Linked DNA regions of Homo sapiens: regions 1, 2, 4, 5 and 6 are each linked to region 3. The links are chromatin contacts, found by Hi-C in ENCODE. All regions are on one chromosome and are shown on one strand. The core of a region is the stretch at or near the end of the contact, and the rest is flanking DNA. Distances in the headings are between cores, read along the strand shown.

Evidence for each region. Hi-C counts contacts between places; a loop is a spot of excess contacts on that map. Pooled maps may share reads with other maps.
Region 1: a loop to region 3 is called in a map of B cell, with 31 times the contacts of the local background. The contact joins the promoter of CNOT8 here to the promoter of TCERG1 in region 3. A Hi-C loop is called at or near these places in 2 of 168 maps with a recorded cell type or tissue (B cell and naive thymus-derived CD4-positive, alpha-beta T cell) and 7 of 50 pooled maps.
Region 2: a pooled map shows a loop between it and region 3 (6-fold over the local background). The contact joins the promoter of MRPL22 here to the promoter of TCERG1 in region 3. A Hi-C loop is called at or near these places in 3 of 50 pooled maps.
Region 4: a loop to region 3 is called in a pooled map, with 8 times the contacts of the local background. The contact joins the promoter of TMCO6 here to the promoter of TCERG1 in region 3. A Hi-C loop is called at or near these places in 8 of 50 pooled maps.
Region 5: a loop to region 3 is called in a pooled map, with 14 times the contacts of the local background. The contact joins the promoter of FAM114A2 here to the promoter of TCERG1 in region 3. A Hi-C loop is called at or near these places in 6 of 50 pooled maps.
Region 6: a pooled map shows a loop between it and region 3 (7-fold over the local background). The contact joins the promoter of SAP30L-AS1 here to the promoter of TCERG1 in region 3. A Hi-C loop is called at or near these places in 4 of 50 pooled maps.

Annotation. Positions count from the first base shown.
Region 1 is chr5:154,856,493-154,859,953 of GRCh38, reverse strand. It overlaps CNOT8 (CCR4-NOT transcription complex subunit 8), which reads right to left and starts at 1,327. Exons shown (of 7, transcript NM_001301073.2): 1 at 1,186-1,327. RefSeq lists enhancers at 19-521, 1,025-1,527, 1,483-1,652, 1,528-2,031, 2,032-2,533 and silencers at 1,063-1,122, 1,183-1,282.
Region 2 is chr5:154,939,229-154,942,851 of GRCh38, reverse strand. It overlaps MRPL22 (mitochondrial ribosomal protein L22), which reads right to left and starts at 1,779. Exons shown (of 7, transcript NM_014180.4): 1 at 1,714-1,779; 2 at 1,587-1,635. The coding sequence starts at 1,741. RefSeq lists an enhancer at 1,680-1,839.
Region 3 is chr5:146,445,304-146,449,134 of GRCh38, reverse strand. It overlaps TCERG1 (transcription elongation regulator 1), which reads right to left and starts at 1,802. Exons shown (of 23, transcript NM_001382548.1): 1 at 1,727-1,802. The coding sequence starts at 1,785. RefSeq lists a silencer at 1,434-1,513 and an enhancer at 1,432-2,139.
Region 4 is chr5:140,637,193-140,640,877 of GRCh38, reverse strand. It overlaps TMCO6 (transmembrane and coiled-coil domains 6), which reads right to left and starts at 1,427. Exons shown (of 12, transcript NM_018502.5): 1 at 1,266-1,427; 2 at 1,027-1,139. The coding sequence starts at 1,350. RefSeq lists a silencer at 1,366-1,615.
Region 5 is chr5:154,037,228-154,041,117 of GRCh38, reverse strand. FAM114A2 (family with sequence similarity 114 member A2) reads left to right here and starts at 2,208. Exons shown (of 14, transcript NM_018691.4): 1 at 2,208-2,261. MFAP3 (microfibril associated protein 3) reads right to left here and starts at 2,151. Exons shown (of 3, transcript NM_005927.5): 1 at 2,107-2,151.
Region 6 is chr5:154,443,664-154,447,255 of GRCh38, reverse strand. It overlaps SAP30L-AS1 (SAP30L and GALNT10 antisense RNA 1), which reads left to right and starts at 1,434. Exons shown (of 3, transcript NR_037897.1): 1 at 1,434-1,518. SAP30L (SAP30 like) reads right to left here and starts at 1,259. Exons shown (of 4, transcript NM_024632.6): 1 at 451-1,259. The coding sequence starts at 651. RefSeq lists silencers at 616-725, 856-1,385 and enhancers at 962-1,462, 1,516-1,635.

The sequences.
Region 1 (3,461 bases), core at 78-2,577, 8.4 Mb before region 3:
GGCTGACTTAAAAACTTGACTCCCACATGAGCTACACAGAAAACTGTGCAAGAAGGAAAGGTTTTCACAAACACACTCACACCTATGAATTACTGAAGTCCCTGCTCTGTGTTGACCTGCAGTGCAGTATGTTCAGATCGCTCCCGTTCATCTACGGTGTAAACTTCTCCAAAACATAGCTTCTTATTTACACAGGAAAGCTCTGAAGGGCAACTAATGATAAAGCCACAGGAAAGTTTTCTCTGCAAGCAATCAAGGCCTTGCTCGGGAAAAGAAACGTTGAGTCTGATTTTGTTCGTTTAAGCCCAAGTGTACAAGGAAACAATAAACATCACTTCCTTATTCTAGAGGACTGAACAAAGGCTTTGCCGTGCATAGATATGATAGAAAAGGAAGTGGCACGTTTGAAGAAATAAATAGCAGCAGCGTTTAAGAGGATCCTCTGACCCTCCCTTACCTCCAAACAGTGTCTCAAGGCACTGCCCTGGATTGAACCGCAGTTCAAACTTCTTAAAACCACCCGAATGGCCCAGGTCTGTGAGTTGGCTCCTCCATTCATAAAGCCATAGAACACCAAGAAAAAGTTATGGGGCCGCAAGAACTAAGGAAGAGGCGGCGATTTAGAAGGGGGAGGCCCGCAAGATTCCAAATTCAGGTCCTCCTCCCCACTACTCCGTCTCCCATCATCATTCTCTTCTCGTTTATCATCATCCTTCCACTTCAAATCACACTCAGTCCTCCTCCTTCTGACACGCCATTCTTCTTCTGTTTTTGTTTGGTAAAGCAAAGTTAAAATTACGGGCCTTAGGACTAAGATAACTAAGTTCGAAGCCAGGCCAGGCCACGTAGTAGTCGTGTGTCCTTGCATAAGCCACTTAATCTATTTCGTGCCTCGGTTTTCCTATCTTGTAAAATGGGTTTGATAACAGTACGCACCTCGGAGGATTGGAGTAGAAGTTAAAATGAAGCATATGAGATGCTTTGTAAAGTCCCCGCACATATTACTCGAATATTATCGTGTGACGGTGGCCATTATTATTACTACTCTTTGCTGGGGTTCCTCTCCTCCTCACACACCCTGCCCCTTACACACGCCCCCACTCCCCTTCCCCCTACAGACCCCCAATGGTCTCTCACACTCTTTCATCTTACGCTCCTCTTTCCGGTAAGCGCAGGCCCGCTTACCGGGACCGACAGGGCCCGCGAAGCGCTGGCTGGCGGGCTGACGAGCTGGCGGGCTGGCGGGCTGACTCCCCGACGGCGGCGACGGCAGCCCCTGGCCCGGAGCTCTTTTCCCTCTACCCCGGATCTGCTCCTAGAACCGAACGAGCCAGTGAGGTGAGCGCCCCCGTGCCCAGAGCGGTCTTACGTGCCTCCCACCAAACAACCGGACGGCACCACTCTACCCACCCGATCCGCCCGACTCGCCTGCTCTCTAGAGTCACTCCAGACGCGCGCGCGCGCCTGGTCACGCCCGCTCCTCCCCCTTTGCGCGCCCCTGCGACTCCGTGCGTGTTCGCTCTGCCTGTGAGGTCGCGGGAAGCAGCGCGCAGGAGCAGAAGTAACAGGGTGCCGCCGAATAGGTGGGGAGTGGAGGCCTGGAAGCACGCTTGCGGAAGACGGCCCGCCTGCGGCCCTCTTCGCGTGATTAGTTGCGCTCGCTCAATTTAATCATGATTCTTACTCCTCCATTTTGGTCCTCTTTCCGAGCGAACAAGGAAGGGGCGTGGTCTAGAACTAGCGCCCCCCCCCACCCCCCCGCCGTGGGCGCGGCCTGGAAAAATCCAAAGGCCGAGGAAAGGGCGTGGCCCTTCGAACAAACCCCTCGAATTACCACGCCCCCTCCTCCTGGCTTTGAAGGACCGTTAAAATCGTTGGCACGAAGGGATTTGTGAAGAGGCTGACGGAGAAAGAGGCTGTCGCGACTTTCTGTTCTAACATGGCCCCGTAGATGTCTCACAAAGCATCTATCCTACGGTTCCTTTCTGGCAAACAATTAGTTGGGGGTGGGGCGGCTCCCCAAAGCCGAATGTGGGTGACGTCCGCCAAGGCCCGCCTACCTCCCGGCCTCACCGAGCAGAGCGAGGAACATTGCCATAGCAACTGGCCCGCCAGGGTCTGCTCGAGTTACAAAGAGGACGGCGCCTCCCGTGGGCACGGCGCCTGGCCAGCGCAGGCGTCGCCGGGCTCTTCAGAGCTCCAAAATCTTTGCGGACGCGCAGGGAGCTCGCCAGATTTTAGTGTCGAGACCCACGGGCTCAGGCCTCGCCCAGGAGCTTCTGAGGCCCCTCTGCCAGCCCCTTGGTTCCCTCTTAATCCTGCTTGAAGAGAGGGCTCTTGACCGACGCCGGCCCTGGGCAGCGTGTGGCCAGCTGGGGCGCGCCTCCGCCTCGTGTTCTCCGCGGTGGGAGAGCAGACAAAGCGCCCGCTTCCTGCACACAGTGTCGGCGGCGGGCCGCCCTCAGCCACTCCCGCCAGCGCTCCACCCCTGTTCCCGAGAGGACGTGGGGGCTGCCCCAAGCACGGTTCTAGTTCTTGTCCCAGATGCTTGTACTTGAGAGGCTGTTGATAAGAAAACGGCAAATGTACCCCTAGTGACGAGGAGAGGGGCTTCTACTATTCACTTTGCACTTTTAAACATTTCCCCCTAAGGGGATTCTCCAAAATCCTCCAATTCCTAGGCTGGATGCCGAGCTGGCCTTGAGCGGCAATTTCAAACGGGATTCCCAAAAGCTGTTCTCCAGGGAGGTGAACTAGCTCCAGCCTCCAGGATAAGAGCATCAAATGCACTTTCTGAACTCCAGTCCTCCTCTTCTCCCCCCCAAATGAGTGTCTAGCTCCTTATCTGCAAAATTAGGTTACGAATGGCTGTCGTGAGCTTGTGAAGATTAAATAGTTAATAATTGGAAAAACACCCCGCACCGAGGAAGATATAAAAGAGCGTTCAATAAATGGCATGTCTCAGTTTGCTCTCCCTAAAACAGTCGATTTGGGGCCGGGATTGGTGGCTCACTGAGCCTGTAATCCCAGCACTTGGGGAGGCCAAGGCAGGCGGATCACCTGAGGTCAGGAGTTCAACACCAGCCTGGCCAACATGGCAAAACCCTGTCTCTACTAAATAATACAAAAATTAGCTGGGCGTGGTGGAGGGCACCTGTAATCCCAGCTACTCCGGAGGCTGAGGCAGGGAGAATTGCTTGAATCCAGGAGGCGGAGGTTACAGTGAGCCTAGATCGTGCCACTGCACTCCAGCCTGGGCGACACAGCAAGACTCCCTCTCAAAAAATAAAAAAATAAACAGTGATTCCGTTGAGGGATACACTGATAAAGAAGGCAGGCAAGTGCCCCATCCCCCAGTCAGTTCTATGGGTTTCTTTTTTTTTTTTTTTTTTTTTTTTTTTTGAGACTGAGTCTCGCTCTGTCACCCAGCCTGGAGTGCAGTGGCGCGATCTCGGCTCACT
Region 2 (3,623 bases), core at 530-3,029, 8.5 Mb before region 3:
TCAACATCAAAATACTTGCCTGTGTAAGACCTTATGCTGGAGGTACAACAATAAATAAATGTCCCTACTTCTCCAAGATACACAAGCTAGTAAAGGGCACATACACATATACATGAAGTCATCATAGAAGGCACACATGCTAAAAGGAAGGAAAAACTAATTTCTTTCCGTTTTAGAGAAACCAGTGAAAACTTCCTGAAGGGAAAACATCTGAACAGAGGTTTGAATAATGGGTAGGACTGCTGTTATAGACAAGATGTGAGGGCATAGTAGGAAAAGCCAAGAAGCAAGTAAGTGCAAAGTATATTCAGAAAAAGTAAGTAAATCAGCATGGTTGGGGGAAGAGTGATAGAAGATTATCTAAGAAGAGTACAGACAAATCCTAAGAGCTACTACTTCCTATTTTCTTCTTTAGCCCACCTCTTTATCCCCCTCGGACCCAAAAACTTAGAAAAGGGTTAAATATAATTGGGAACTCAGTAATAATTTATAATAATAAAAACATTAATGGCAACTAGAATTCAGAGTGGGATTATCACATGCCATAAACATACTAAATACTTCATATGCATTATCTTGTTTGAATTTCCTTTTTAAAATCTACTAGAGCTACATAGATGGCATGTGCCTGTAATCCCAGTACTTCAGGAGGCTGAGGCAAGAGAATTGTTTCAGCCCTTAAGTTTGAGACCAGCATGGGCAACATAGCAACACTTCATCTAAAAAAATAAATAAATAAAAATTAAAAAATTTTTTAAATCCTAAGAGATAGGTACTAACATAACGCTCATATCATAAAAGTGATAACTGAAGCTTATTAAGAATAAGTAACTTTTCCAAGATCACAGTTAAAAAATGGATTCATATACAACTCATCTGTCTGCAAAGCCTATGAACTAAACCAAAATCAATGCTAACAAATGGACAGACCAGAAAATTTACAATCAGATTATCAATTTTCAAATACCGATTTTTTATTTTGGGGAGAAATACAGCGACTACTTACCCTAACCTTTAATGAATGCTTTTGTCCTAAGGCTACAGAATGCTCTGGTATAAAGCTTCAAAATTTCCTACAACTGAGTGGCCTTAGGCAAGTTATTTTACGTTTGGGGACTTCAATTTCCTTGTCTGAAAAACGGGTATAGCAGAACCTACTCGTAGAATGTTATGAGAGTGAGTTAAAGCATATAAACCGCTAAACACAATGTCAGGTACGACGTAAAGCAGAGTTGTCCACAACACGGTCCCTGCCCATGTAAGCAAGTAATCAGAGAGGTAACTTGAAAAGTTGGACGCTTCCATATGGAGATGGAATAGTCTAACCTTGTCCAGAAAGATCACAGTAGACGTTCGGAAATCGCATTTACAATCGCCCTTGGGTTATGGGTAATCCTGATCCCTGTACAGTTTATGCAATAAGGTGGAGAAAAAATAGAGTGACAAAGCAGAGACTCGGGCTGTCTCATTCGCCTCAGTAACCCCAGAGCCTAAAACACAGTTAGGCACGGAGGCGCTCAGTTACCAACTGGCAGAATACTAAAGATGCCTTGGGCCCTTCCGAAACTCCGAAGCGAGAGACTCACCCCAAGGCCAGCTTCCCCCGGCTCCTCAGGTTATGTATCCATAACGCACCTGCAACATCAACACAAGCCGTCAACTCAGATTCCATCTCGACTCCCTTCTGTCGCTTAACCACTAAGAAATCCTTACCCAACTGTCCCAGTACTGCCGCCGCCATCTTTCGCCCTCCCGCTACGGAAGCCGCCGAGTTCAAGCGCCTTCTGGACAGCACGCATGCGCAATACTCTGGATTTCCTGTGGGGCTCTCCCACAAGCAGTACTTACACCCCAGGTGCCGTCACGAAGATCGCAAGCACTGGGCCGGCGCTCGAGGTGTGGTCAGGCGAACCTGGCTTGGGAATGAATTAATTAATAAAGGCCGAAAGCACGTGGGCTTCCGAAAATTCACCTGGATTCAGAAAAACTAAAGTCCCAACTCACAAACTAGAAAGGAGTAGGGGAACAGAATCCGTGAACAAGCCACCTAATCCGGTGGTCCTCAGTTTTCTTATCAGAAATGACTAACCTTAGGGCACAAGCTTGTTGTAAAGATCAGTTGAAATAGTGTGAAAGCTATTTTATTTCATTTTATTGAAACAGGGTCTCTCTCTCGCTTAGGCTGGAGTGTGGTAGCAATGACCTAGTCTCACTGCAGCCTCGACCCCGGGCTCAAGCCACCCTCTTACCTCAGCCTCCCAAGTAGCTGTGACTACAGGCGCACATCACCACGCCCGGCTAATTTTTGTATTTTTTATAGATAAGGAGTTTCCCCAAATTGCCCAGGCTGATCTCGAATTCCTGGGCTCAAGCAATCTGCCCTCCTCGGCCTCCCAAAGTGCTAGGATTAGAGGTATGAGCCACGAAACCTAGCCTAAAATCTCTTTTAAAGAGCAAATAGTTCAAATATGATGTATGCTGTCCTAATCCCTACTAATCTGGTTGACCTTCAAGAATGAGTTTATATTCATCTGGCATTTACTGCCTTATGTCAGGCAGGTATTTCACTAAATCTCATTTATTCCTCACAGCAATCCAACAAGGCATGGATTATCATTTTCCTTCTTCAAATGAGGAAACATATTTAGGATATGTTAAAGTCTCTCAACTAACAACTGGCAAACCAGTGATCAATCTACGACTAGGTGCCTCCAAATTTGTGCCCCTAGACGCCTTCAAATATATGTATTTGACCCCTCTGTATTAGAATAACAGGTAGTTCAGATTGCGGTTTGCTACCTATGCAGGAATGTCAGATACCCAATGCAAACAAGCAACACACGAGTAGTGCAGAATCTGAGCATTTTAGCATTTTTGAGTTGAAAGGAAACTTTCTTCCACACCATTTACCACATACAGCTTCCTTCACACAGCTGGCCCTCAATCAAGCAAATCAAGAGTCACTCCATTTGCTTCTCCTTCATCTTTGAGTACCCAGAACCCAGAGCCAGAATTTCCACCCAGTTGCAGAAACTGTTCTTTCCCTTTTTAATTCCAGATTCGTACTTTCATATTTTTGTTTGTTTTGTTTTTTTGAGACAGGGTCTCACTCTATTGCCCAGGCTTGAGTGCAGTGGCTCGATCACAGCTCACACCAGCCTGTCTCCCGGACTCCATATTGTAATGCCCAACCTTGTTTTTACTAACCCTGTTTTTAGACTCTCCCTTTTTCCTCTGATCACCTAGCCTTGTTTCCACTTGAATTGACTCTTGCTTAGCTAAGAGAGCCAGACAGACTCCATCTTGGCTCTTTCACTGGCAGCCCCTTCCTCAAGAACTTAACTTGTGCAAGCTGACTCCCAGCACATCCAAGATGCAATTAACTGATAAGATACTGTGGCGAGCAATATCCGCAATTCCCAGGAATTCGTCTGATTGATAGCACCCAAAGCCCCCAGTCTATCACCTTGTAATAAATAGTCTTAAAGCCCCTGCACCTGGAACTGTTTACTTTCCTGTAACCATTTATCCTTTTAACTTTTTGCCTACTTTATTTCTGTAAAATTGTTTTAACTAGACTCCCCTCCCCTTTCTAAACCAAAGTATAAAAGAAAATCTAGCCT
Region 3 (3,831 bases), core at 553-3,052:
TCTGCCATCAAAGAGGCCACATACACACCTAATTTCATGAGAAATGCTAAAATAAAGATCTGTACAGTATGCTCTGCAAGCAACTTCCAATCCAAGAGGCTACGGTATAAAATATTTGCAACAGGGCAAATTCATTTGCAAATTAAAGCTCTATTCAAATCAGTTGTGCAACAGTGTCTAGACTATTAATAAAGCCATTTGGATTTTTTTAAAGCTTTAGAAAGATACTTTCTAAAATGCAAAAGAATGTTCCCTAATAAATCCATCTGAAACTAGCTAAGTAACCTCCCTTTAAGATCGAAATCAGGAATAAACTTGGCATCGCTAATATTTAAAGATGCTGACAATTCACCTTGATCACTCATTAATACTGTATACATATGGAGTTTAAAGGATTTCAGATTCATCTCTGAAATAAAACAAAATTTCATTTCTGCCAAAGTGGAGATTTGTGTGTGCGACCATACAGAATCTGAAAGGCATTTTCCTCTTCTAAAACCTTGAATAACAATACCCATTTCCTTACACAATTTCATCTTAAGTTCAAGACAGTATCAACAGAGTCTTCATAATCTACCCTGCTCTTTTTCATTTTCAAACGTTGACAACAGCACAATTCAGAATGGGAGCTGAACATCTGAAATGCCATTTCTCCCATACAGAAAAAAACCAAAGTACCAAATACACATAAAGCATAATACCTCTTTTCCTCAAAAACCACTGACCAAAAGATTTCTCCAGGTCACTCTCATTTTACCAAATTTTAATTACAAACTCATAGACACTGAGGTTCCAGGGGAAAAAAAGGTCACTGCACTGTTCAAGGAAATGGCATGAGTAGTAGACGAATAGAACGCCAATTGGGATTGCAGGCTCTGAAACCTGACTGCCTGAGTTCAAGCCACTTCCTGGAGCCACAAATCCGCCTATGCAATCTTATTCTACTGACTCAACCTCCACGAGGCTGTTATCTCACCTGTAAGATGGGCGAGTAACAACTGAAGACCCCTCTGGTCTGTGGCCTGCAAAATGTTAATAGCAACTACTCCAAAGGGTGGTTGTGAGGATTAAATGAGACAAACCTAAGTAAAGGGTTTACTGGCACACGGTAAGTGCCTAATAAGGGGTTGCTACTGTTGTTGTTACTCACAACTACAGGATAATAAGGAATAAAGGGATGAAAAAAGGAAGAAAAGCCACAGAAGTTAAGAAAGGCAAGCAATGAGGGGGATGAAATGAAAGGGCAAACGTGGGGAGCCCAAAGAGCCGCGGAGGGCGTGGAGAAGGCTTAGCCAGAAGTGGCGAGGGGTACAGGGAAAGTAACTGCGGAGTGCAGAGACGTCGATGAGGAAAATCAGGCCCGCAGCGGAGCGCGGCCTGGGGACAGACTCAGGTCGGCCGAGACGGAGGCGACACGCGGCTGAGGCGGGGCCCAAAGGCGGGAGCACCGCGCCCGGCCAGAGGGCTGCAGGCCGCGAGAGGCGGCGAGGCCCCAAGAAAGCACTAGGAAGCAGCCAGGGAACGCGCAGGAGGCCCTGGCCCAGCCCGGGCCCGGCTCTCATTCAAGCCACCTTCCCCTTCCCCCTTCTTAAACCCCATGCGGTCCCGGCCCGGGCCGCCCGGCTCCGCTACCCACCGTCCGCCCCGGATCTCCACATGGCAGGTCTAGCGTCTAGCCTCTGGGGCTCTCGTGAGCAGAGATGTGAAGGAGGGCAGCGTTCCTTACCTGAGCTCCCCCGGGTTGAATCGTTCACTCTCGCCCCCGTCCCCGCCACGCTCCGCCATTACAGAGGGCCGCGTTCATCCACCCGCCGACCCGACGTCTCCTATTGGCTAGAAAAATCGTCAATCCCCAACGAGAGAGGCGGAGACAGCAGAAGTCTGAGATGCGGTTGGTCAAACTTTCCATCAATCTTCGAAATGGGGGCGATATGTTCTTTGCTATTGGGCAAGGCGCCCGCCGACTTTGAAAGCGGTATGAAGACAGCCAGTTGATTGGTGACTCGGGGGCTTTATGGGAAATGAGATTTTAGCAGTGAGGAACCGCCGGCGCCCTCTCGCGGTAAGCAGAACTAAGTCCTCCCAAGTTCGGCTCAGCCTGCGGTAGCCACGTGTCTGTCGGCTTCCAGGAGAGCCAATTGTGGAGCCATATTGGCCAGTAGTAGCTCAGGCGGAGAGCATTTCCACTGGGCAAGCCAATCAAAATCGACCTGGGCCGCGCCTAAACCGATTGCACAGTTGCTGTGGAAAGCCGCTATTTCCTAGCTTTACAGTAGCAGGAGTCTTAAGTCACCACTCAGCTCTATATCCATGTTATTAAATAATATATTATTAATTACAAGAATACCTCCCAAATTATACTAAACCGTTGCAAGCCAATAGGTGTTATAAGTTGCTGCATTAAGAAAGGTAAATTGGCGAAGGCAAGCCTCTTTGCAATTTACAGCTTAACCACGTCTCCCTCGATCTCAAAATGTGCTTGTCTGAAATTAGCACACCCAGAATACCAGACAATTCTGAATATTTATTTAGTTTTTCTAATTAACAAAAAAAAAAGTTTTGGATTTGGGGTTTCAAAGGCACAATGAAGATGAGCCCTTTTATTAAAGTCGTAAAAATATTAAAATAATACTAATAGATAAATTTTACTTGGACCTAACCATGTAGCAAACCCGGATCTAAGTATGTCAGGTACGTTAACTCTTTTAAGATTCAAAAATTGCTAGGAGGTGGGTAACATAGTCACTGTTTGTAGATGAGCTTGAGGCACAGAGAAGTTAAGTAACTTGCCCAAGGTCACACATCTACTAAATAGCAGAGCCTGGTCTTAACCCCAGTCAGCGTAGTAGCAAAGCAGCACTCTTAAATACTGTAAGCCTAAATAATTGGATCCACATAAAAACATGTGCACAAATGTTCACAGCAGCAATATTCATAATAGCCAAAAAGTATTGTAACAACCCAATGACCATCAGCTGATGCATGGTTAAGAAGCATGGTATAGGCCGGGCGCGGTGGCCCAAACCTGTAATCCCAGCACTTTGGGAGGCCTAGACGGGCGGATCACGAGGTCAGGAGATCAAGACCATCCTGGCTCACACGGTGAAACCCTGTCTCTACTAAAAACAAATAGCCCGGCGTGGTGGCGGGCGCCTGTAGTCCCAGCTACTCGGGAGGCTGTGGCAGGAGAATGGCGTGAACCCCGGAGGCAGAGCTTGCAGTGAGCAGAGATCGCGCCACTGCACTCCAGCCTGGGCAACAGAGCGAGACTCCGTCTCAAAAAAAAAAGAAACATGGTATAACTGTACAATGAAATATTGTTCAGACATAAAAAGCCACATACAAAAAGGCCGCCTGTTGTATGATTCCATTTACATGAAATATGATGAAATTGCATTGCATTTCAGGCAAATACATACAGACAGAAAGTAGAACAGTGGTTTCCAGGAGGTAGAGGGGAATGAGGAATTGGAAGTGACTGCTGATGGATATGGAATGTCTTTTTGGATGATAAAAATGTTCTGGAATTGGCGCTGATGGTTGCACAACTTTGTGAATATACTAAAACCCATTGAATTCTATACTATTTATTTATTTATTTACTTATTTTGAGAGGGAGTGTCACTCTGTCACCCAGGCTGGAGTGCAGTGGCATGATATCAGCTCACTGCAACCTCCGCCTCCCAGGCTCAAGCGATCCTCACACTTCAGCCTCCCAAGTAGCTCCCACAGGCCTCCGCCACCACATCCAGCTAATTTTTTATATTTTTGGTAAAGACGGGGTTTTGCCATGTTGGCCAGGCTGGTCTTGAACTCCTGAGCTGAAGTGAT
Region 4 (3,685 bases), core at 178-2,677, 5.8 Mb after region 3:
CCTTTCATTCACTCATTCAATAAACACTGAGTACTTAACTATATGCCAGATAATGTGCAGGCAACCGGGTTTTCAATGACAACACAGGATCTAGGTTTTCCTGCAATTAAAGTCTAGTTGGAGAAATAACAATAGACAAACCATTAGATAATGATTAATATTCTACAAGAAACAAGTAGGTGGCCGGGCACAGTGGCTCACGCCTGTAATCCCAGCACTTTGGGAGGCCAAGGCGGGTGGATCATGAGGCCAGGTGTTCCAGACCAGCCTGACAAACATGATGAAACCCCGCCTCTACTTAAAATACAAAAATTAGTGGTGGCGCGCGCCTGTAATCCCTGCTACTCGGGAGGCTGAGGCAGGAGAATCGCTTGAACCCGGGAGGCGGATGTTGCAGTGAGCCGAGATCATGCCACTGCACTCCAGCCTGGCGACAGAGCGAGAGTCTCAAAAAAAAAAAAAGAAAAGAAAAGAAAAAAAATAGGCTCTCAAGACAGAATACCAAAAGAAACGAACGTTAGACGTAGCGAATGCCAAGGGCTTGAGACACAAATCCGATATATCGTTGCAGGAACTAAAAAGAGGACGGTGGGTAGGATGAGAAAACTGATAAAATTTGAGTTAGGAAGAGGCTAGACCATGCTATGCTTTGCAAGGCACAGGAAAGATTTTGGTCTCCACGTGTTTTTAAAGGACGTAGTGACGGTGACAAGCATAGATGCAGGGTGACCTTTTAGGAGACTGCAGTAGTATCCAGAGAGGAGGTGGTGGTGGCAGCTTCGATGGTGAGGCATGTAAAGACTCCAAAGCTCTTCAGGAGGTAAACAACTAGGACTTGATGATGGATCGATATGGGGTTGTGGGTCAAAGAGTTGTGCAGGATGATTCCCCTGTTTCTGGCTTGACCCACTGGATGCGTGGAAGTGTAGAGTGGATTGCGTTCAGGTTTGGGGCAGACCTCGAGTACTCCCGGGAGTCTGGCGCCAGCGGGCGTGGACTCCAGCGCACCCTACCTTGCCCCCTCACCTCGGTTTCCCCGAGGATCGCAGCCACACATCCCTCTCCAGCTTCCTCTGGGGCGTCGTTTCTCAGCAGCCTCTTGCTGACCAGCTGCTGCTCCCTCCGCGCCTTCCGCAGTGCTGGGGGCAGAGGAGCCGGCTGAGCGTGGGAAGGACGACCACAACCCAGAACCCGCGGCTCCGAGCCTGGGGTCTCAACTTATCCCCGACCGCCATATACCCCCGCGCTCCCTCGGCCGCCCACACCTGCCTCCCGCTCCCGCCGGCGGCGCCGTAGCTCCTCCACCCCGCAGACCGTGGGCCTGAGGCGGCCCTGCCGTCGGCTCCACATGGTGGAGCAGGAGGAGGAAAGCCGAAGGAAACAGCAGCCACAACGCTCCCAGGGGCGTAGAAGATGGCACCGACTGCGCAGCCTCAGCACAGGGCGGGAACAGGCGGGGAGGGCGCGAGGAGCGGGGTGGGTGCTGGGTGAGGGCGGGGCTCGGCGAGTGGACGCCTCGCGGGGACGGTGGGCGGGGCGAGGGCTAGAGACGCTGCACCACTAGACCAGAGCCAGAGGCGTCGCTCTGCCTCTGATTGATTTCCTGTCTTACCAATTCTAGGAAAAAAAGTCTCTCATCCCTGACCTCGAGTGACCCAAGCCAGCAGTGTCACAATCTACTCAGCAAACACAACTTCCCCACCCACAATACGCTCTAGATGAAAGTTCAAAACAATCCCGAACTGCGGGAAGCGCCATGATGCCGTTTCACTATTAATGCGGATCCCACTGATGAGAGCTGCCAAAAACGCTTGAAGCGTCATTGAATTGTCAACGAAAAGAGTCCAACTCTGTAAAATATTTGAAGAGACTTATTCTGAGCCAAATATGAGTGACCATGGCCCTTGACACAGCCCTCAGGAGGTCCTGAGAACATGTGCCCAAGGTGGTCCGGTACAGCTTGGTTTTACATATTTTAGGGAGATATGAGACTTCAGTTCATTCAAGAAATACACTGGTTGGGCCGGGCCTGGTGGCTCATGCCTGTAATCCCAGCACTTTGGGAGGCCTGGGCGGGTGGATCAGCTGAGGTCAGGAATTTGAGACCAGCCTGGCCAACATGGTGAAACCCCATCTTTACTAAAAATACAAAAATTAGCCGGGAGTAGTGGTGGGTGCCTGTAATCCCAGCTACTCGGGAGCCTGAGGCAGGAGAATCGTTTGAACCCGGGAGGCGGAGATTGCAGTGGGCCGAGATCGCGCCCCATTGCCTGGGGTACAAGAGCGAAACTCCGTCTCAAAAAAAAAAAAAAGAAAGAAAGAAAGAAAGAAATCTGGGATATGATGAGGTTTCTCTTCAAATAATTAGATCAATCTTTTATTCTTTAATTCATAGTACTCCCCCCCACACACACTTTTGTTTTCCTTTTTCTCCTTTTTGCCTTCGTTAGATGCCGAGGCACGCCACAGTACAAGACGTTATCAGTACCAGACGTTATCAGTACCAGCTCACATTCCTTTCATTATTTGGAAAGAGGACTAACTTTCTAGTTCATTACAGGCACCCCTTCCCCTTTCCTCTCCACTTTCTTTTACGTGCCCACATTACCTAAAAAAATCAAATGTTTAGCCAACCGGGATTAGTTCAGATTGTATGACCCGACCCCGGCCAATGGGGAAAGGGTACAGGGGCAGGACTTGCGTCAGGAATAAAGGCTCTCGTGCCCCTTTGTTCAGGTGTGCTCTCATGGCGACTGGCCAAGCAGACACCCCTCTGAGCAGAAGTAAAATTGCTTTGCTAATAATCCTTTGTTCGAGTGTTCAATTTCCCTTAGGATTTTGAGCGTTATTCCTAAGAGAAAGAAAAGAAAGAAAGGAAGGAAGAAAGAAAGAAAGAAAGAAAGGGAGAAAAGAAAGAAAGAAAAGAAAAGAGGAAAGGAGGAAGGGAAGAGAGGGGAGGGGGAAAGAGAGAAAGACATTGGTTTGTGGGACAACAGAAAGGCGGGACAACTCGAAGTGGGGCGGTGGGGGGCTTCCAGCTTATAGGTAGATTTTAAATTTTTCTGGTTGACAATTGGTTGAGTTTCTCTAAAGACCTGAAATCAATAGAAAGGAATGTCTGGGTTAAGATAAAGGATTGTGGAGACCCAAGTTCTTATTTGCAGAGGAAACCTTCAAATCCTAGGCTTCAGAGAGAATGGGTTGTAAAATGTTTCTTATCAAACTTAAAGTCTGTGTTGATGTTAACGGTAGAGAGGTATAATGAGGCACGTTCAACCCCTACTTCCCATCATGGCCTGAAACGGTCACTCGGGTTTAATTTTGAAAGAGCCCTGGCTGAGGAGGAAGTCCATTCAGATGGTTGTGGGGGGCGGCCTTAGAATTTTATTTTTGCTTTACAGAATGTTCACCACAATGACCATTATTCTCATTTTATATGTGATGAAAATGAGAAAGATATCATTATTTCACTTCTCTGCATAAAACTGAATTCCCATAATTTTTAGGATAAAATCTTTCACCAAATGTGGAGTGCCACTAGTCTACTAGGCACTGAGGAAACACTAGTGAATAAAAAACCGTGTTCCTCACATTCAAAATTGGAATTGTGGCCGACTTAGCCCTACATGGTCTAACCCCTGCATACCTCTCCAATCTGGACTCACCTCTTCTGGGACCTTCTCTT
Region 5 (3,890 bases), core at 959-3,458, 7.6 Mb before region 3:
TAGCACATTAAGAGTACGCCATTATAAGACTTATCAGTTTTCCTCTTAGCAGTTAGTTATCCGTTCAAAAGACTGTAAGCTTATGAATGATAGAGTCTAAAAACCTTCTGTCCTTAGCACAGGGCCACTGCCTGTGGCAAGTGCTCAAAATTTTGAGTTCAGACACTCATCGACTTGGTAGTGTGAAAGGTGTCTGCTACAAACTTATTAACTTTCCAGAGCTTCAGGCTCTGGAAACTATTGATGGAGAGAGGTGAAGATAAGAAAGACACCTATCTTGAGTTTTAGTAGGCAGAACACTCTAGAGAATCATTTGACTGGTTTTCTCACTCTGTAATTTTCAGACCATTTATATCAAATTAATTTGTGGTGCTTGTTAAAGATGCAGATTTCTTGACCCCACAGACTTATTGAATTGGGATCTCTAGGGGATGCCTGGGCATCTGCATTTTTAATGTGCATATAGGTTTATTGATTTACAAATCAAACTCATATTTCTTTTACTGGCATGACAATCACCGTAATTCAGTGTAATTCTCAAAAGTGTGGTGCAGGAACTCCTGGGTGTCCCTGACACTGTTTCAAAACAATTTACATAATATTAGGACATATCCCTTTTTCACTCACATTCTCACACAATATGGCACAATTTTCTAAAAGTTACATGATGATTGATATTGTAAGAGAATGAAGGTAGAAGTTACGAAAATCTAGCTGTCTTTTATTCAGCCAGACATTAAAGAGATTTGTAACAATGTAAAACAATGCCATTCTCAATAATTTTTCATTTTGGAAAATATCCTTTACAGAAATGCTATCTATGTTAACATATAATGAGTTTATTTTAAAATGAATAACCTTTGTTGAAAGTTGTTTTCTAAAATAGTAAATATTGATAGCTATTATAAACAAAAACCCTTTGAAGTTCTCAATACATTTTAAAAGTATAAAGAAATTCTAAGATCAAAAAGTTTGAGAACTGCTGCTATAATTATCAGCAGCATTTAAAAAATAAGTGGCTTCCCAAGATTCCATACTTTAGCCCCAAATTCTATGCATTTTCCATTACAACAGAAAATCAGAGGAAATGATCCATTTTATATTTAAGCAGGGGTTTTTTTGTTGTTGTTTTTTGGAATTTTAACAAGCTTCCAGGTGATATTGATGAACCTAAATTTAGAGAACCACTGTCAAAAGCAAAGGAAAATATCTGAAGAGTTTTAGAAGTGACAATTACTCTTATCTGGGAATTAAGATGATAATTCCGAGGGCATTAAATGGAGTTGGAAAACATGAGTTCTTAAAGGCTAAGTCCCTTCACCTCTCTGGGATTCAGTTTTTCTTATCTGTACAATAAGATTGATTTTAATATTTTACTAGCTCTGTCAGTCTGGATTTCATGCATTTTCACTGCTCGAGGGCAACAGAAGAGTTGCATCTTTCTGATGAGGTCCCAGGAGTAATCTTAGAGTCATAAATCAGATCATGTCATTCATCTGCTTAGAAACCTTCAATGGTTTTCCACTGGATTCCAAACAAAAATCAAACTCTTTATCCTTGCTCATAAGCCTTACAAGATTTGGGCTCAAGTCCCTGGCCTCATCTCTCTCCATTCTCACCTTGCTCCTTTTGCTCTAGCCAGTGGCCTTTGTCTTTTCCTTGACTTTGCTAAGTTTGTTCCCACTATATGGCCTTTGCACGCGCTATTCTCTCTGCCTGGAATGCTCTATTCCAGATTTTCATACGGCTTATTACTCTCCCACTTCGTTCCATCACATTATCCAGTCTAAATTTCTTTACAGCACTTACTACCACCTTAGATAATCCCGTTTGTTGACTTGTTTATAATCTGCTTTTCGCACTGCTTGAGAGCAGGGCCCTTCCGTTCGTTGACTGATGTGTCCCTGGAGCCCAGGGCAGTGCCTGGCAGGTATCTGGCTCTCAGTAAGTGTTCGATGACCGAACTCCCACACCCAGGCCAGACTTTCAAAAGAATGGCAAACATTTTCGCCTCCTGCACTCCCGACCCCAAGCCACAGGCTACGACTCACGCCTCGGCGCTCCTAGTAGTCCCCTCGCAGCGACCCCAACCAAGCCGTCACCTACCCGACCGCCGTCTAGCTCCTTCCGGCCTCAGCGGCGGCTTAACTCGGAAGTTTTCTCGGACACACCGGCACGCCTCTGCGCTGAAGGAGCACTTCCGGGGCAGTAGGAACGCCGAGTCGGCTGCCGTGGCTGTGCTGAGGGTGGCGGCCGGATAGGTGCGGAGCTTCCTGAACGAGGCAGGAGGGGTGCGAGGTTCAGGGGCAGGGCCCGGGCAGCCGAAGTCGTTAGGGAGGCGGTGACCTGACGGTGGGCGGCGGACATCTCGCGGCAGGGTCGAGGGCTGTGAAAGCGGTTTAGTGATTGAAGCGCTACGTTTGTGTGAGGAATTCTTGTCGTTGTCAGCGCCTGAGAACTTAGTTGGGAGCGGACGTTTACGTCGAATCTCTCGTTTGGGACCCCATTCTTGAATGTGGGAAGAAGTGAGAGCGCATGTTTGCTCATCTAGAGACAGCCGTATTAATAACGATAGGATACAAACCATCACCCCACCAAGTGATAGCAGCTGTTAACCTGTGGGCGGTTACGTGCCGGTCACTGTTCCAAGCCCCTCACATATCGCGTCACTGAATCTTTATAGGGACCCAGAACTCCATTTGACAGATGAGGAAACGGAGAGGCAGACAGGTGACCTGACTTCCCCACAATCGCTGCAGGACAGGAAGAAAGTAAACTCCAGAGCCCGTGCTCTTAGCTACTAAGCTGTACTGCTCTTCATTTTGGTAAATGGGGCGGGTGGAGTGTATATATACGTAATATATATGTGTGTGTGTAAGCGTATGCGTTTTTATTTCTTAAAAATATGGCTCAGCCGTATTTATTTACAGTTATTGGAATCTTTCTCCTCCAACTGAGAAAATAACTGGAGGAGAAACTACAATTATTTCTACACGCTTACTACACAATGCCTGGAAGACTTACAAAAACACTAAATAGTGCAGTTCCACGTACTTGGTGTTTATTCCTTTTTTTTTTTTAACCTTTCTCCTAGATTATGAATGAGTTGAGGAAAGAGATGGTACAGTCATTCTAATAACGATAGTAATGATAATATAAACAACCATCACCATAAAAAATTCTCTTCTGGCTTAGCTCAAATATCTGGCACAAATGAAAGAATAGAGATAACCAGTGTTTAATATTTTAGTAAAGGGACTGTTTTGGCAGGGCATGGTGGCTCACGCCTGTAATTTTAGCACTTTGGGAGGCTGAGGCAGGGGAAGATTGCTTGAGGCCAGGCCTAGGGTTCAAGACCAACCTGGCCAACATAGCGAGACCCTGTCTTTAAAAATATATTTTGGAGTATGTCCTTCCAGTCTTTCATGGAATTATATGAATTTATGTAATATGTATATTATATATTCTACATATAGTATACTGTATATATTTATGATGATGATAATGATGCGTTGCAACCTGGAGAGAGCATAAGGAAAAGATAGGAAACATTTATTCATATACACAAAACATTAATTGAACTTTGTGCAAAAACTGTCTCGTCTTTCCTATTAGATAGGCCCTTGGAGTGAATGGCTTACATTAGTTCTCTATCTCCACAGGTACTGTGGTACTACTTGGTACGTAGTAGGTACTCAAAAAATGTTTGCGAGTGAATGAATGGCTACTTCTAAGTTGGTTTGTATGTCAGTGAGTAGTTGTATCTGGATTTTTTCTCTATGTGTTTTGGAAATGTGTAATGTGTTTATATTATATGCCCATATATTCTGAACTCCATAGTGTTGTCTTAATCTACCTTTCTAGCTTCATGCCTTCCCATTGTTCTTCTC
Region 6 (3,592 bases), core at 185-2,684, 8.0 Mb before region 3:
GAGGATGCGGGAGCCAGGGAAGTAACTGCCACCTTTCTCTGTCTGAAGGAATAACAGGGTTCCTAGAAGGAGAGAGAAGTTGGAAAAGAGCCGGGTATCTTCATCACTCCCCGCTCCGATTCTTGCTCCTTCAAGGGCCAACAAAACTAACCCACCTCTCCCTGCTCTAAAGTCTAAACCAATAAAACAAGTTGGAAACTGCTGTCCAATCTTTCCAGGCAGCAGGAGTCCTGAAGCCCCCGCCCCCATCCTCCCGGATCTGGGTAGAATCACAGTCAGAGCATGTCAGCGCTGGAGCGGCCTTTGAAATGCGGAGTCCAACTCAGTTCTGCAGAGCCGGGGCGGCGAGGCCCACGGCGGGGAGTGCCCGGGGAGTCCCGACTGGAGCCCAGGGCAGCGGACGGAGAGCTGGGGGCGCCGGGGCCCAGACGCGAGCGGGGGCGGACTCACGCTCTTGTCGATGTCCAGCTTGAGTTTCTTCTGCGAGATGCTCTTCTGGACCCTCTTGCTGAAGGAGGCGTTGCCCGCGGGCCGGACGCAGCGCTCGCCGTCCTCGATGAGGCAGCAGCTCTGGCCGTAGCCCGGGGCGGCGGCAGCTGGGGCGGCGGGGGGCCCTTCGCGGCTGTCCTCCTCCGTGCTGAAGCCGTTCATCTCCCCGCCCCGGGCCGGTCCCTCTGGGGGAGGGTCCCCGGTAGGCCACTCCGCGGCCGCGCTTGCCGCGGGGCAGGTCGCTGAGACCCCCGCAGCCGAGGGTCCCAGAGTCCGTCTCCAGCCCGGGCGCTGCCCTGCCCCGCGTCCGAGAGGCCCGGCTCCCTCGGCCCCCGGCCCTCCGCCTCCGGAAGCCCCCTTCCTCCCGGCTCGAGGCCCCGGGGTCGGCTCCCGCGGCTCGCAGGGCCCCGCCGGGGGTCACCCGGAGGAGCCTTCTGCCGGGGGCCCAGAACCGTAACCCTGCAGCGGGGGTGTCCGGGAGGGCGTCCCAGGAAACAGCCGCTCCCCAAGGACTCCGGGCCTGGGTTGCCAGGGGGTTTCGAAGGCCCCTGCCGGCTCCCGCCTTCTTTCGGCAGCGGGGCAAACTCGCTGCCGGGCAGCTCCCCCGGGGTGGCGCGGCCTCCTCGCGCGGGGCCCGGCCTCGAACCCGCGGCACCCGGGCCCCGCGGCTCGTCCGGCCCACTCCACCCCTGCAGCCACTCGGCTGCGCCCCGAGTCCCGCGGCAGCCCCTGGGCCGCCCGGCCGCCGCCCGCCGAACGCTCCGCACCACAACAGTTCGCTCCCCCCGCCCTTCGCGGGACAGCGGAAGTCCCGCCTTCACGCGACCATTGGTCTCATTTGCTCTCTGGGCGGGGCTGCCGCCGCCGCTGGCGCGTCCCATTGGGCGTCGCCGCCGCCAGTCTCCGGCGCCAGGCTACTTCCTGGACTCTGCTGGGATGGGTTCAAAGTAGAGAAAGTGGAAGAGGAAAGAGTTACCCCAGCGAGAACCGGGAACCGGGCTGCAGACTCTCCGGCCCGGGGGAGGGATGGTGAGCAGGGGCCTGGCTGGACCGAGGGCCAGACTCCAGGAACAGAGGAACACATTCGGGGACAGACAGTAGAGACGCGGACGGGGACGCTGAGGGACAGACTTGGAGGAGGGGCATATGAGGGGACCTAAAGAGGATAGAGGTGCTATCAGGAGAGGGGCGGACTAATAAAATGAAAGGGCCAGGGCCAGAGGACTCGCGGATCCGTGGGAGGAAGGGTGGGTGAAATAGGACGGAAAGCCAGTCATGGCGGGAAAGACAGAGGGACAACCCCATACAGATACGTGGAAAGACATGCGGAGGAGGTGATGGGGGGATCTTGCAAGGCAGTCGCAATATTGGGGGTAGCCGATACCTTCCAGAGTGTGGAGAGTGGGACTGGCTTGGACGGCGCGGAAAGAAAAGGAGAGGGGGAAAGGAGACCCCGAGGGGTTTGGGCGACCCCTCCACTGGGAAGAATGGGAAGTCCGAATGAGGTCTGGAGGGTGGACTAGGTGAGCCGCGGGCAAGAGAAAGGGCTTCAGGGGAGATGAAGTGAAGGCTGGGAGTGGGGCCCAGGGGCCAATCTCGGAATCTAGATGGGGAAGGGCTGCGGTGTCTTGGGCTCTCCCTGGAGCTCCAAGCTGTAGTTCTATTGCTTTGAGTCCCCGGGTCTACCGGCGAAGCGACTGCGCCCTGCCAAGACCCTGCGCTTGGTTTCGGCGCCCAGGGCACCACCTCCCCTCCAGGAGGGGCCGTAGGATATGCTCTGGTCCAGCACTTCAGTCATGCCACTCTCCAACTGCGCAGCATGGGGACTGATGAGGTCCGAAAGGCGATGGGACCAGCCCAGGGTCGTGTAATTATGTAGGGCTGGGCAGCGTTTTATGGGCAGGGAAGAGGGGAGGCTGTGTTAGGTGATAGGTAAGCAAGTGTTAGTACTAGAGGGCATAGAAGGAGCTTCGGGTTTGTGTCCTGTTGTAAAAGGGAAAGCTACCAGTTTCCATGTTTAGAAGCAGGTGGCTGGTGATCTTAAGTTTTGCTCAGTGGCCATAAATGCATTTGTAGCATCTGAACTGGTAATTTCACACGTGGGACAGCCATCGTCGGAAATAGGCCTATCAGAGATAATATGAAGTACAGTGATGTTCATTATGGAATTATTTATAATAGGAAAAATAAAATAGAACCTCAGAGTTCCAAAAGGGAAGTGGTTAAGTAAACTACCTAAAATCTTCAGAAAGAGATTGTGCAGTTAGCATTTGAGGTAGTTTCAACATCAATGTAAACATTTTCTATAGAGAATAATTCACCATTAATTCTTAAATAAAGAGCTGATGAGGAGTTGGAGAAATGCTTTTTTTATGATAAGTAAAAAAATTCAGGATATGAAATTGCATGGAGGATACGATGTCTGTACATCTATGTTTAAAGAAAAAAGAAAACTATTGGTATAAAAAATGCACCAAAGTACTAACAGTGATTATTTCTGGGTAGCAGGAATATGGCTGATATTTTTCTCCTTTTGTTTAACCTTTGCATTTTCTTTAATAAGCATTATTTTTGTTTTTACAGTAGAAAAAATAGAATAAAAATTAATGGAAAAAAGGCACAGATTAATAGGAGTCTTCCCTCAGAGTTCATATATTCTGTTCAAAAGTAAATTGTTGTTGAACTCATTATGTATACCAAGTATAGGGTTGGCTATAGGAGGAGGATGAAACATAACCCTTGCCCTAAAAGAATATCTCCTATCTGGGGTGTTCAGACATATATGTAGAAAACACTTGGGTATCTGTACCAGGCACTGTGTGATGTTGGGTCCAAAGTCAGTTGGTATGGATGAAACCTCCATGTTCCCCATATTTTTCTAAACAGCATTTGTATTCAATGCTAGGCTATTGCGGTACACAACTTCTTCTGCACCAACTTGCCCTGGTCTAAGGGGATCTAGGACCTTTTCTTAGGTGCTCTGTCTCAGTCCTTGAGGTAGTGGCTACTTATATCTGCTATTCTTGTATTATTTAGCATTCTTTTTTCTTTTTACTAGGCAGTTCCTTATAACTGTAGGGGACTACAGTCCCCTATTATAATT